2 separate regions of the Homo sapiens genome follow, and region 2 is linked to region 1. A link is an interaction called in ENCODE POLR2A ChIA-PET data of the cell type or tissue named here. Cell type or tissue: GM12878. All regions are shown on one strand. Region 1 overlaps CARM1 (coactivator associated arginine methyltransferase 1). Region 2 holds the start of THSD8 (thrombospondin type 1 domain containing 8).

Region 1 (2,500 bases):
TACTCCTGGCGAGGACTGCAGAAAGGCCCCTGGCCAATCAGTGCTCTCGTGAAAGAGGGATGCTCTTGTTAACCATCCCGGGCAGGGGGCATGTGAATAAATAATCAAAGACTGGGGTGCCTCTTGCAGACTGAGGGAGGGACATTCCAGAGAATTTGCTGCATTCTTCCTTGAACAGGACGGGAAGGCGAAGATAGGCTGGAGCTTCCAGATTTCCATCCTGTGCCCTTGAGGGACCCTCTGCAGGAGCCTGGCTCTGCCTTTGAGCCCTGGAGCCCCTAGATGCAGGATGATGGGATGCCTGGCTCTTACTCCCGCTCACACACTCCAAGTCTCGCTATCAGGACAGCCCCCCACAGGGAGCCACAGCAGCCACAGCTCACTCCCTCATTTTTTTTTTTTTTTTTTTTTTTTTTGAGACAGGGAGTGCAGCGGTGTGAACACAGCTCATTGCAACCTCAACCTCCCAGGTTCAGTTCATGCTCCTGCCTCAGCCTCCCGAGTAGCTGGGACGGCAGGTGGCCCCACACCTGGCTAATTTTTTTCTTTCTTTCTTTCTTTTTTTTTTTTTTTTTGAAATGGAGTTTCACTCTTGTTGCCCAGGCTGGAGTGCGATGGTGTGATCTCAGCTCACCACAACCTCCACCTCCTGGGTTCAAGTGATTGTCCTGCCTCAGCCTCCCCAGTAGCTGGGATTACGGGCATGCGCCACCACGCCCGGCTAATTGTGTATTTTTAGTAGAGACGGGTTTTCTCCATGTTGGTCAGGCTGGTTTCGAACTCCTGACCTCAGGTGATCCACCCGCCTCAGCCTCCCAGCCTGTAGCTGGGATTACAGGCGTGAGCCACCGTGCCCGGCCTAATTTTTGTATTTCTTGTAGAGACGGGGTCTCAACCATGTTGCCTAGGATGCTCTCCAACTCCTGGGCTCATGCAGTCCTCCCACCTCGACCACCCAAAGTGCTGGGATTACAGGCGTGAGTCACCATGCCCCGCCCCCTCCCTCATTTTTATCTTTTATCTTTTTTTTTCTTTTTTAGAGATGGGGGCTGGGTGCGGTGGCTCACGCCTGTAATCCCAGCACTTTGGGAGGCTGAGGCAGGTGGATCACAAGGTCAGGAGTTCAAGACCAGCCTGGCCAAGATGGTGAAACCCCATCCCTACTAAAAAATACAAAAAAAATTTAGCCGGGTGCAGTGGCAGGCACCTGTAATCTCAGTTACTCTGGAGGCTGAGGCAGGAGAATCACTTGAACCTGGGCAGCAGGAGTTGCAGCAAGCCGAGGTCGCTCCACTGCACTCCAGCCTGGATGATAGAATGAGATTCCATCTCAAAAAAAAAAAATGGGGTCTCAATATTTTGCCCACGCTGGTCTCAAACTCCTGGCTTCAAATGATCCTCTTGCCTCAGCCTCTCAAGTAGCTGGGCCTCCTGCCTCAGCATTCTGAGGAGCTGGGCCTCCTGCCTCGGTGTCCCGAGGAGCTGGGCCTCCTGCCTCGGTGTCCTGAGGAGCTGGGACTGCAGGGGGGCACCACCATGCCCAGCTCACTCCCTAATTTGTATAAGAGGAAACTGAGGCACTAAAACTTTGGTGGCAGAGTTGGGATGTGAACCCAGGTTTGGCCCTGATCCGTTCACTTGGCCATCAGCCCTGCAGCCCCTCCTGCCACTTTTCCCACTCTCTGACTCCTCCACAGGGCAGTGCAAGGCCATGGAGGAAGTGCCTGCCCAAGGCTTACCCCTGCTGCTCCTGGTCCTTGTCCTGTGTCACCGTGTTGGCCATAGCGACCTCTTCCAGAGCTCGCCAAAGCCAGGGTCCCGTCTCCCCTGGTTCCTGCCGTGTGCCTGATTTCTTTGTGGCATCAGTAGTGTCTGCCCCCTTCGCCTGTGCCACATCTGGAATCACATCTGGCGAAGCAGCCTGCAGGTCCTGGGGCGGAAGGCGGCCTTCCTAACCCAAACATACTGTTCTCTGAGCCTTGGTGGGGCCAGAAGGGCTCCTGGAGCGCCCTGGGACCTGGCAGAGGGCCTTCCTGCAGCTTTGTGGCCCAGGACATCCTGTGTCTCTGGCTGATGGTCAAAACCTTTCCTTATTCTTTATTTTTTTTTAAATGTTTTACTTTTTGTAGAAGCAGGGTCTTGCTTTGTCACCCAGGCTGGTCTCAAACTCGTGGTCCCAAGCCATCTCTCTGCCTTGGCCTCCCAAAGCACTGGGATTACAGGCATGTGCCAGCATGCTCTGACTCAGACTCTTTCAAGAGGTGCACTAGGCAGGGACTTCAAGTGGGCCTCAGCCCCAGGGCAGCTTCTCCCTGACCCAACTTCGATTTCCTCCATTGGAGGCTGCCTCCGCTCCAGCCTCTCTGGAGCGCCCCCCTGTACTCCCCTCCTCTGGGTGAGGCCCTTTTGCCAGCCTGAAGGCAGGCCCCAGCCCAGCTTGCTGCACTGAGCTCTCTGTCCTTGGCAATGAGAGCCAGGGTGTGGAGGGTCCCAGTCGCTC
Region 2 (2,500 bases), 1.9 Mb after region 1:
CCCGCAGGTGCGGGGGAGCGTGCGGCCGGGTCCATGCGCCTGCGGGCGGCGGGGGGAGACGCGTTGCCTTCGGCCGGGACCACTGCACCTGCCCGCGTGGGTAATGCGCCCGCCGCAGACTCCGCGCACGACTCCGCCTGGGAGCGCGTTGGGGGCCGTTGGAGTCCAGCATGGCGCGGACCCCGGGGGCGCTGCTGCTGGCGCCTCTGCTACTCCTGCAGCTGGCGACCCCTGCCCTGGTCTACCAGGACTATCAGTACTTAGGGCAGCAGGGCGAAGGTGACAGCTGGGAGCAGCTGAGGCTGCAGCATCTAAAGGGTAACCTCAGGCGGCGGGGATGACGATGCCCAAAGGCTCCCCGTTGCCCTACTTCTCCTGCTGGCTGCAAAGGGACCTTCCTCGGCGGGCTGCAAATCTCCACCCAGCTCCGCACTGGAGGCGTCCCCTTGGGCTGGTTACTTTTCTCTAAGGCTCGGTTTACTCTTGGATATATTGAAATAGATACTGCTTTAAAGCAGCTCCCAGGGGAAGAGAGGGTGTGGGCAGGACACTGAAGCTGTCACTCGGGGATAGGTGCCAGGAAGGGCAGAGACAGAGAAAGAAGGGGGCGGGCAAGCTTGGGAAATCAGAGAGGGTCCGATTGCAGAAGACCCGTGACCAGTGCAGCGAGAACGACAAGCGAAAGTCCCATATGGAAAGATTTGGGGAAAGAATGTCCAAGGAAGAGGGAATAGCAAATGCCAAGGTGAAAAGTCCTGAAGGAGAAATGGAAAGAGGTCGGTGAGGTGTGGCAGAGACATGGGTGTGGGAGGGTAGGAGGTGTCAGACCTTGGTGAGCGGTGAGTTGGGATAAGATCGGAGTTGGGATAAGATCTGTCTCATAGGGGAAAGGGGCAGATTCAGTAAAGAGCCCTTTAAAGTGATCACAGTGGCCGGCGCGGTAGCTCACGCCTATAATCCTAGCACTTTGGGAGGCTGAGGTGGGAGGATCCCTTGGTCTCGGAGACCAGACCAGCCTGGCCCACACAGCAAGACTCCATCTCTACAAAAAATATTTTAAAATTAGCCTGACTTGATGGCCCAGCACTTTGGGAGGCCGAGGCGGGAGGACTGCTTGAGCCCAGGAATTCAAGACCAGCCTGGGCAACATGGAGAGACCCCCTACTCTACAAAAATAAATAAATAAATAAAAATAAAAAATAAATTAGCCTGCCATGGTGGCATGCGCCTGTAGTCCCAGCTACTCAAGAGGCTGATACAGGAGGACCATTTGTGCCAAGGAGTTTGAAGCTGCAGTGAGCCATGATTATGCCCTTGCATTCCAACCTGGGTAACAGAGCAAGATCTTGTCTCAAAATAAATAAATTAAATAAATAAACAAACTGATCATAATAAATTGGTTTGTATATGCTAGCACAGCACCGGGAGATTTACTTACCTTCATTATGTCAATTATGCCATTTATCACTTGACAACCCTGCTGTCAGGTGGCATTGTGCCTTCTAGGTAGGGCCATGGTCACACCCCTGAAGACAGAAGTCAGCTTCAAATGGCGGGCACCAAGGATGTTGTAGGACACTCACAACTGGGCAGGCTGGCACAGCCTGGAAGTGTCAGGTTGTAGTTCCTCTGGCCCACTTACCCCGTATATGAGCTTGGAAGGTTGGCTTGCTGTCTCTGGGTCTTGGTTTCCCCACCTGAGACTCGTGGAAATATTAAATGAGGCCAGGCATGGTGGCTGGCTCACACCTGTAATCCCAGCACTTTGGGAGGCTGAGATGGGAGTATCACTTGAGCCCAGGAGTTCCAGACCAGCCTGGGCAACATGGTGAAACACCGTCTCTGCAAAAAATACAAAAAATTAGCCAGGCACAGTGGCATGTGCCTGTAGTCCCAGCTACTTGGTAGGCCGAGGTAGGAGGATTGCTTGAGCCCAGGAGGTTGAGGCTGCAGTGAGCTGTGACTGCGCCACTGCACTCCAGCCTGGGCGACAGAGCGAGACCCTGTCTCAAAAAAAAAAAAAAAAAAAAAAAAAAAGCTTAAATGAGATAATCTGTGGCAGGGTGTCTGGCATAGAAGCAGAGTCTAGCGAATATGTGCTTCTCTTATTCGTTAGTATCTTTATCTTTCTCCCTCTCTGGGGGAGGGGATTGGGAGTAGGCCCCCTCCACGTAGGTCTTCACCTCTGCCCTCCTTCTCTAGAAGTCGAGGACTCAATCCTTGGCCCGTGGGGAAAGTGGCGGTGTCTCTGCGACCTGGGCAAGCAGGAGCGCAGCCGCGAGGTAGTGGGCACAGCGCCGGGCCCGGTTTTCATGGACCCGGAGAAGCTGATCCAGTTACGGCCCTGCCGGCAACGGGATTGTCCATCCTGCAAGCCCTTCGACTGCGACTGGAGGCTCTGAGCCCGGGTGAGAGAGCAGGGCCGGGGCAAGTTGCGGGGCCCAGGGTGGGCGCGGAGGGAGGATGTGCGGTGCGGGGCGGGTATGAAGCGAGTTTGAGG

The links. Peaks named below come from ENCODE experiments on the same cell type or tissue, not always from the same donor. Only the 100,000 strongest peaks of a DNase experiment are listed, where the experiment ranks them.
Region 2: POLR2A ChIA-PET joins it to region 1 with 5 read pairs; 1 of 35 experiments calls an interaction of 5 or more read pairs at or near these places.

The regions. Positions count from the first base shown.
Region 1 is chr19:10,885,499-10,887,998 of GRCh38, forward strand. The region is part of intron 1 of CARM1 (coactivator associated arginine methyltransferase 1); the gene reads left to right. Among named protein-coding and RNA genes, the nearest start is that of CARM1, 15 kb to the left of the region's middle. In GM12878, no CTCF peak of the experiment used is centred here; no DNase peak of the experiment used is centred here; H3K27ac peaks cover 475 bases.
Region 2 is chr19:12,801,902-12,804,401 of GRCh38, forward strand. THSD8 (thrombospondin type 1 domain containing 8) reads left to right here and starts at 168. Exons shown (of 2, transcript NM_001386800.1): 1 at 168-318; 2 at 2,203-2,488. The coding sequence starts at 171. The coding sequence ends at 2,402. RefSeq lists an enhancer at 1-62, a cis regulatory region at 1-259 and a silencer at 1-246. In GM12878, no CTCF peak of the experiment used is centred here; no DNase peak of the experiment used is centred here; H3K4me3 peaks cover 728 bases.